2 separate regions of the Homo sapiens genome follow, and region 2 is linked to region 1. The links are chromatin contacts, found by Hi-C in ENCODE. All regions are on one chromosome and are shown on one strand. Each heading gives the region's core, a stretch centred on a gene start or an enhancer-like site at or near the end of the contact. The rest is flanking DNA. Distances are from core to core; before and after follow the strand shown. Region 1 overlaps CTNND2 (catenin delta 2). Region 2 holds the start of CTNND2 (catenin delta 2).

Region 1 (4,585 bases), core at 436-2,935:
ATTATCCCCTACTCCAGAAGAAGTTTCAGCCACTTAGTGCCTGCCATATGCTTGTTGCTGTTCATTAGAAAAACATTTCAATATGAAGTCCTGGAGCCCTCTGAGTTGACTGACAATGTCATAGAGGTGTAGATTGAGCATGGGCTTTTGAGTCAGAGCTGACAGGTCCCCTTACTGTGTCAGTTTAAACCTATGCTCTCTTCCTTTGTAAAATGAACATAATTCCTACGTTATATGCTGCTGTAATGACTGAGTAAGGTAATGCTCACAGTGTACCTAGGGCACACAAGATTTTCTACACGTAATGATGTGCTGATTTTTCTTGATGAATGTGAATGTGAACATTTGCTTCTTTGAATATGTCAGCCTTGGTCTCTGCATGTTGAGTGATGCATAGAGTTTACACAGTAAATCTACAAATATCACTCATAAAAGAAATGTTTACGGGTAGTCCTTTGAAAACAAATTGGCATTTATTTACAAAATCAAAAGTTAGATACAGACCCTGGGACAATCTGACAGTGGAGGGAATGAACACCATGTGGTAGGGTCAGGAGCCCACATAGCAATTGTCACAGAATGAATGGTATTCCCCAGATAGATACGTTGAGGGCTTAATTCTCCAGTATCAGTGAACATGATCTTATTCAGACATGGGATTTTTGCAGACATAACTGGTTCAAATGAGGTTACACTGGGATGGGATGGGCCCAATCCAACAGGACTGGAGTCCTTAAAAAAAGAGAGATGATGATGTGAAGACACTGGCACCCTGGGAGAACACCATGGGAAGACAGAGGCGGACAGTGGAGCAACATATCTACAAGCAAGGAATGCCTGGGGTTACCAGGAGCTGGAAGAGGCATGAATCCTCCTCCAGAGATGTCAGAGGGAACATGGCTGTGCCAACACTCTGATTTCAGATTTCTAACCTGCAGAAGGGTAAGATAATACATTTCAGTTATTTTAAACCACATAGTTGGTCATACTTTGTTACAGCAGCCTGCGGGGTATGGGCAGGGGGTATCTCATGGATCAGAGCCATGAAATAACTTAGAGGTTCAGGTTGTCAAGCAAACCAAGAGGAAGACCGTGCAACAAGAAAATGCTGATATTAAGCCAAATGTTATCTGAGCTAGTATGAAAGCAAGAACATGTTCTCAAGTGCACACCAGCTAGAACAAATGGAAGGAAATGGCCGAAAGGGTCAGAGAATAAATGGCATAAATGCCACGATGGCTACTTATGTTGAAGATTTATTAAAAGTGCATCAGATGCTCATCAATCCACTAGGTAATGGGTGTGACTGTAACTGTTAAGTATATTTGATAATGTATTTGGCAAACGTTGCCATAGAAACACAATTTCATGGAACAAAGAAACACTAGCTTAATCTCCAATGTAATTTTGCTATGAAAGTGGTTCACGAAAACGAATCTGGGACATTGAGGCTCTTTCTTGCCTCAGAATTAACATTTATCCTATTAATTCATTACTGCTAAACTTTGGGATCCATAATCTTTCCTAGGTAGTATCAATCTCAGTCTTCAGAATTTCACCCTCCCCATCCCTCCCTATTTTCTGAGTGCTGAGAGAAGCAAAGTCAATTGTTATTCTAACTGATCAGATACTCTAGGCAAACAAAATGCAGTCATGCTGGTTTCACACTGGTCAAACAGGATCAAAGATGAGGATGCCATGCCAAGAAAGTGGGTGACTGCATTTAACATTCTACAAATAGAATTAATTGACTTGCTGTCCAAGTCATATGATGAAGCTATTCTAACTCTGGGAATGAAACCAGAATTTCTCACCATCAATTCTCTTTTCTCTTCTCTAGACCATGCGGTCTCAAAGTTTTTATTCTCCAATGATAATCAGTTTAAATGAGAGAATGCCTGCCAAACCCAATGCTCTAATTACATAGTTAGGAAGAACTGATAATAATTATTGCAATGTTCTACCCTCAAAAACTGTTAGGCAATGCTGACTGATTTAGATACCGAGACACAATTTTCTTTAAAATACACACACACACATATATATTTTAAAAACTGTCTAAATGTGTACATGCCACAAAAATCCATCATTAATGATTGTTAGCATAAATTTGTAACTAGCAAAACTAGTTCTGAGGCTTATGTTTCGCTTTCCATTTTTAAGTAATTCAAAAGTATTGGTTAAATCAATGAATGCATGAATATTTTATTAACATGGTCTGCAAATATAAGAAAGAGAAAAAGTCCTGAGATGCTCCTTCCCCACATATTTTTGTGCAAGCATGAACGCTTTCAAATATTTAAATACAAGTACAGCAGGGGTCTAAGAGGAAGCACATCAAGGCCGATGAATTGAGTGTTCAAGATATTATTCATGCCTGACATGGCTTTTTATAAAATTACACTTCTTGTCACCTAGAATTTTACTGATTCTTTCTTTTAATTATCAAATTCCATGGTTACTTCCACCAATAAAACAGCAATGTCCTCTTAAAAGAAAAATATTCTAGCAGCACACAATGCTTCTATTCTGCTTCCATTTCCTCTTTCCCTACGGAAGGCTTCCTTGCCAGATTCCATTCACAGCCAAAAAACTCTTGCCAACAAAGGCTTAAAATGATAAACTAACTCAGGGATAAATGGCAGAAGCCACATTTATTTAGGGGGAAAAAACGTCCACATTTACAGAACTCTCTAATACATATCATGATTTCCCAGCGATGCATTTTAAGTAAAATTAGAAATGCTTTAGATGGCTAAAAATTCTAATGCAATCAATTTTCATAATTTTTTCCATACAATGGACACTAAGGTAACTGATGTCGATTTCCACAGATAAAGAATTTGACAAATATTTTACAGTTTGCTGTGCTATTGGTTTATGGGGCTCCCGACCCTTACTATAAATGTCCACTCTTCACATAGGCCCAACAGGTGGATCTTTCCGAGGCCCCACGTCTGATCTGCTCTGCCTACTTGCTCCTCTCCATTTTCCATTTCTCAGGAAATGGCAATTCTGTTCCTCTAGTAATTCAGTCCAAAAAACCTGGATTCATCCTTGATGCCTTTCATAATGTCACACACAGTATTATTGGTTACAGGATAAACTGTGTCCCTCCCAAGATTCATATGTTGAAGTCCTAACCCCCAATACCTCAGAATGTGACCCTATTTGGAAATAGGATTGTTGCAAATGTAATTAGTTAAGATGTGGTCATACTGGAGTAGGGTGAGCTCCTAAACCAATATGACAGATGTCCTCATGAAAAAGGGAAATATGGACACAGACATGTGCACAGGCAGAACGCCATGGGAACACTGGAGTGATGCTGCCACCAGCCAAGGAACTACCAGAAGCTGGAGAGAGGCCTGGAATAGACCCTTCCCTAGCACCTGCTGAGAGAGCATGGCACAGCTGACACCTTGATTTCAGACTTCTGACCTCCAGAACTGAAGGTAAATTTCTGTTGTTCTAAGTCACTCAGATTGTGGCAATTTGATACAGCAGCCCTAGAAAACTCATAGAGTGATCAGTCTATCAACCAATCACATTGGCTTTTGATACCTATGAAATTACTTACAAATGTTTTTCTTCTAACACTGGGGTTATTTATTCCTAGATGTTATTCCTCATGTGACAGTTTTCATAGACATAGTATTATCTCTAGGTTGACTCCCATATTTATGGCATATACTTATTTTGAATTTACTGAAAAGAAACACTGTATGGTGTAAAGCGTGTTTTGTTGTTTTCTCCACCCTTGGTGACCAATTACAGGGACACTGCTCGCCCACTGCATGTCAGTGTACCATATCACACCTTGGGAGGGGCTGCCCCTGGCATTAGGCCAACTCCTGAAACTATCATAGTATTCTTCATTCACAGACAAGCTTCCAACATTAATTCTCTTCCCTAAGGAATTTTATTTCTGGAAGAGGGATGAGTAAATGGCACCAACTGGCATCCTCAAAGTTACTAAGCACCATCTACTGTCCCCGTATTTTAATACATCCATGGTAATTATATTATTTCCATCAGTCTGCTGAAAATTTAAACACTGATCTAAACTTAGAAAAAATGGTGTATCAACGTGAAACACAATAGCTACTGATAAAAGGCGTTATATAATTAGGTGATAAATTGTGTGCGCAGATGCTACATGCTGTAAGAGATCAGAGCGGCCTTAGATCAATGAGAGCGCACCAGAGGACTGGAATCTTGCTGTGTCAATTTGTGTTTTTCTCTTTGATTTGCTTTGTCATCTGTAGACTCTTCTTTGTTTTGGGTATTTTTAAGTACTTAGAATTAATTTACAATATGAAAGCATAACTTATACATCTTTGTCCACAAGGAATGCTGAGTTTTCAACAGGACTGTAAGATGATTAGTTGCAAGCCAGTAGGGAGCAAGAACTATAAACATCAGTCATTTACAAAATTAGAATTTATACCATCTTTTCTCCCACGTATGAGTGATCGACAGGATATAAAATAAATGCTTAGGATCCAAGCAGATGGGTTTTCTCCATTTGCAAGACTCCAAGTCTTTCTGGGTAAGGAATGCCTACTTGGATGCTCTTTTGCAT
Region 2 (5,014 bases), core at 1,293-3,792, 110 kb after region 1:
CTACTTCATCTATTGCTTTTGAAAGAAATTTTATATTAAAACAATGCAGTGGGCATAACGGTGTGTTCAAAGTGCTCTCGGAAAGTTCCCTGAATGTGAATAAGGTGAAACTAAAGCAATATTGCTAAAGACTAATCACAGTATTCAATCAACTTGAGCCGTATAGACCTTGCCAGTCCTCCTGCAACACTGACTTGTGATTAGTGTAATCAAAGGCCTCCCAAATTTCAACACTTAACTCCGAATGTAATCGTCTTCCTTCAAGCCCTGAGCCCTTGGAACCCACAGATCAGTAATGATGCCACTTAACATTTTTCCCCAACAACAGTAGGAACATTCTCCGTATGGCAACCATATGCTAATAAAAGACATTTGAGGGCAGTTTAAAGCATCTAGTTCGTATTTGAGGATACTCGCCCCTATATATCACACGTCTCGTAGCAGAAATCCCCAAAATAATGACAGGTTCACCGCCATAACTTGATATGAGTCACAGCAAACACTTCTCCATGGGATTTTAGAAGTGGTGCAGCCCCGAAGCCTTGTCATTATGTAGGTGAATGACCAGCAGCAGAGACCAGCTGGACTGCCCTCGGTAGCTTCAGCCCCTGATGAAGTATGCACAATGAGATAACTCCTAGGGAGTTTCAGCACCTCCTTGTTTTCATGGAAGTCACTGCAGAAAATCCCAAGACTCTTAAATATTGGTCACATAGTTCTTAAAAGTGAAAATTTACACCTGTCAGGCCTAATACTATGCTGACAACATTCTCTGTTTTCTAAATCAACATATTTGCTTGAGCACAGTAAAAATACATCTTAATAACACCTGCCAGAGCTAAGGCGAATCAGATCAGCTCAAATGAGGCACACAAGAAAAGAAAAGAAAAAAAAACACCTTGGAAACACAACCTGCCCCTCTATCTCTCATCTCCCACACCCTTCATACCCCCACGGTTACAGCAAAATACAACTTTGGGCATTTTGGAAGTAACTGTTATTTGTGACACACACACACACACCCCAAAAATTCCCAAGTCTGTTTTCCTACCACAAACACCAGGGAGGCTGCATCACCTTTCTAGTGACTTAATTCTGAAAGCAGAGGCTCAACCTGCCGAGTGGCAATCGAAGAAAACACACTACACACCAGAATAAGATGAGGGTCGGGAAAAAAAGAAAAAAGCAGCTTCGCTTTCAGCCATTAATTACGGATCACCCCAATTTTGCATCGCTCATCTCCCATACACACGCACAGCCTTCCAAACCTGGCTTTCAGGCGGCGCTTTCTGGAGCCTGGCTGTCTATTGTCAGCACGCAGAAGCCCCCGAAACCTGTGAAGCCGGCTGCAAAGGCTTGCTGGGAAGCCGCTAAATATAGACCAAGGGGGCTCAGGGTCTGGCAAGCCGCGGGAGCCTGAAGACACGGCCATGGACGCATATGACTAAGTCTTTCCATTTTGTTCTAGCCAAACATCGTAATGACATTGAACATAAGGGCAAAAGACTGGAGGGAAGTCCTCCCCACCCCCACCCCGTCTCCTCCCGTATATTAGGGACGTCATGAATGCACCGAGTATGTTCTCAGGGTGGCGGGGAGCAGCATTGTCGGTGTTGCCCTAAATACGCTTCCTCCCGGGGAGATGGGTGGCAGGGAGGGGGAGCACGCAGGGCAGCCACTTGGTAACCGCTCCAAGAAAGGCACTAACCCCGGACCCCCTTCCAGGCACAGCGGCTTCCGAGGGGGACCTGGCGCGATCGCGGTCCTCCCCGAGGCAGGCAGAAACCCCGCAGCAGCCGCCGCCGCCGCCTGCCGGCCGGGAGCCCAGGACCACCCCCACCAGCGGCAAGAGGAGGAGGACGGCGCCGGGAGGAGGCTGCGCCCGGCCCCGGCCGCCCAGCCCCGCAACTCACCCAAAGGCGCGGCGCCCGGCGGCTTCCTCGCAAACATGCACCCTCCGCCGGCGACAGCTCCTCAGTCCGGGAAGAGGCGTGCGCGGCGCCGCCCGGCTTCAGGGCAAGGTCCTGACCTTGCCCAACTGCAGCATCTTCCGCTTTTGTTGTCTGAGCGCGGCCGCGGGACAAGGGATGCTGGCGGGCGGCAGGGGCGAGCGCCGCGGGCGAGAGGCGGCTCCCGACGCGAGTGCGCAGCGCCCGGCCCGGCGGCCCCTCCGAGCTCGGCGAGCGCAGCGCCCCCTGCCCGGCTCCGCGGGCTCCACGGGCTCCTGCGGGCTCCTCGGGGCTCCGGGCGCCGCCGCCAGCCGGCCGGGCTGAGAGAGCAGCCGCCGCGCCCGCAGCTCCGCTCAGCCGGCTGTCGCCGCGGGCGCGAGCCTGGGGCCGCCGCGGCGCCCGGCGCCGAGCGCTCCCGAGCTGCGCCCCGCGCGCGGCCCGCGCCACCTGTGCCGCCGCCGCCTCAGCCGCCGAGGGCGAGGCTCCTCCCGCGGCGCGCGGCAGCCTCAGCCTCCACCTAAACCTCGGCGGCCGGCCCGGGCGCCCGGCTAGTGAGGGAGCGTCCGCCCCGCCGCCGAAACCGGCCCCGGGTGCGGAGCATGCCCAGTGCCGCCGCGAGAGCGGCGCTTCGCCGCGCGCGTTCCACTTCTCCTGGTTTTCGCGGCAGCAGCGGCAGCCGCGGGAGAGAGGGGAGGAGGCCGCGGGTTGGGAGAGGGCCGAGCATCCTTGGGAACGCACGCCCTGGACCTGAGATGGGTGGATGCTCCGGAGCTAGGCGAAAGCTGGAAGGGACCCGGGAAGGGATGGAACCCCAGGTTACTCCGCTTCCCTAATTCACGTGCAAGGCGCTGACAGTTGACTCTGGTGGGGCAGATGTCAGCCTGCAACAAAGGACCAGGGTGCGAGGGGTCCTAGAGTGGCCAGGTGGGTTGGGGGAGGGAGGCTGGCGGAACGTGCTGGTGAGCGCAGGTAGATGCTCTTGCAGATCCTGTGATTCCAGAGCTAAGGAGGCACGAAGTCCAGCAGAGGTCTTCTCCACAGCACCTGCCCAATCTTGCCATCACCTTCCCTGTTCAGATGGCATGTTTTTGGCGGGTAGTGAGGGTTTCTCCTTAGGCAAAATCACTTCAGATTTGAAACTGGAATGTCTGTAAACTTCCTGCAAGAAAGACCCTTGCCCAGTCTGGAACTTGAGCAGATTAAGTTCTCTCTCCTCCCCTTCTTGTGCCACCTTGTCCTCCTCTCTTGGTATCTTCTGCTGCATCTCTGCCACCTTCTCTTCCTCCTTTTCTTCCTTATTTCAAAGTGAACCACTCCCCTGATCCTTCCCCACAGTCTTCCAGTGCATCTCGCATTGCCTTCTTCACGTTCAAATCAGTTTTCCATATCACCTCCTGGCTTGACTGCTCCTTGACCCCATCGGGACTTCCCCATGCGTAGCCTGCTGTGAAATACAGCAAGTGGAATCACCGTATTCAAAGTCTTGTTGAAAAACGAAACCCAAAACATGTGCCAAGGAAGGCCTCTGGGCCTTCGCCCCTGTCCCTCTGATTCAGCAGCAGTCAGGACGGGGCTCACGTCTGCTGCATTCACAAGCCAAGCCAAGCAGGGCACAGCCTGCCCAGGGGCCAGGTCGAATGTTCCTCCTAATTATGCCACGGGCATGACCCTGAACACCGCAGACTGTCTGAGGTTGTGATCTCCTCCACCCCCCCCACCCCCCCCACCCCCGCAGAGCTTGTTTCTGAAACACAAATAAGCATGACAGAATGCAGGAAATTGTAATAAAAGGGATTTGGTGCTTACGATTCTCAGTAACATTGTGCTTCTATTTTGTGTTGAAAGAGATTATCCAACAAACTTAAATGATTTGAATATTCAAGTCTATTCTTTATTATACTTGGGAGTAAGTTGAAATATAAATGGAAGTAAGAGTGAAGGAGAAAAGCGGTACAGAGGTTAAATAGGTAACAAATAATTGCTAGGAGGAGCAGATTAAGCAGACTATTGACAACAGTACAAATGTTCGCTTTTATTCCTCCTACCCCAGGTGTGGACATGCACACACAGGCTTTGTCTCACCTGCAAAAAACAGTTCTCCAAGCTAACTCCAAGTGTCTTAAAGCCAGTTTGATATTAAAATATCCTGAGTCCTGTGAGGGAAGACATGCAAGACCATTTTTTTCATCACACGTTTAATTGTAATTTTTATCTTAGTTCTCAGAAAGGCAGTTCAATTACACTGAGTACGTGGTACAAGACAAATTAGCAGCACCATATCCATTAGGCCACATTATATTTCAAGAGATGTTCTTAGTTCCCACCTGAGCTTCTGTCAGTCTGCTATCGTTTGGTTTTCTCTTTGCATCTTCTAACTCAAGAAGTCAGTGGGGAGGTGGAAAGGGAGATGAGGGGACATCAGTTACTCTTTAGATTAAAATGGAGGTAGATGTGTAGATGCTATCCACAGGTAATATATGTGTCTTTTATGCCTGATATAGATCTAAGTAAAGAAAATAATTTTCTAACGTTTTTTAGTTACTATCGAGATGAGCAATGACAAATTCTATCAACTAATTGTGTGTCTGGGAAATGAGCTGGAGGCAGTCCCTACAGATACTGTTGGGGCTGGGGCTGGTGTGATATGGTTATTTAGGAAGCAGAGTGGTAAAGTCCAATGTCCTGGACTGCTTTGATTTCATTTGCTCAGTGCCCCATTTCATTGAAACATTTATGACTTTTATTATTCTAGAATAATTTGTAACTTAAGATATTATTCAATTCACAATTAGATAATATTGAAAAATAAAGCAAAATGAACATGTATAATGTTAGATCTTGGAACGACTCACTGCTGCCATCTTTTGCCTCCTGCTTCCGATAGTTCCTATATAAAGGAATATTCTGAATCCTCAAATTCACTATGAGACTAGAACATTATTAGTTTATTATTTTCAAATTACAGTACTCAATGCTCAGTGAAAAACCTTCATTGTATTTCTTCTGTTTATGCATTAATAGAGTTATCTGATACAGAAATCACATATAAATACTAAATGCTATAT

What was found. A loop is a pair of places that touch in the nucleus more often than their neighbours do. Pooled maps may share reads with other maps.
Region 2: a loop to region 1 is called in a map of Calu3, with 2.5 times the contacts of the local background. The contact joins the promoter of CTNND2 here to the enhancer-like site in region 1. A Hi-C loop is called at or near these places in 2 of 168 maps with a recorded cell type or tissue (Calu3 and posterior cingulate gyrus) and 4 of 50 pooled maps.

What each region holds. Positions count from the first base shown.
Region 1 is chr5:11,790,271-11,794,855 of GRCh38, forward strand. The region is part of intron 1 of CTNND2 (catenin delta 2); the gene reads right to left. Among named protein-coding and RNA genes, the nearest start is that of CTNND2, 110 kb to the right of the region's middle. Within about 2 kb of position 1,686, at least 2 of the 41 ENCODE cell types and tissues checked have a DNase peak (open chromatin) inside an H3K27ac peak, as active enhancers do.
Region 2 is chr5:11,901,904-11,906,917 of GRCh38, forward strand. It overlaps CTNND2 (catenin delta 2), which reads right to left and starts at 2,543. Exons shown (of 22, transcript NM_001332.4): 1 at 1,914-2,543. The coding sequence starts at 1,950.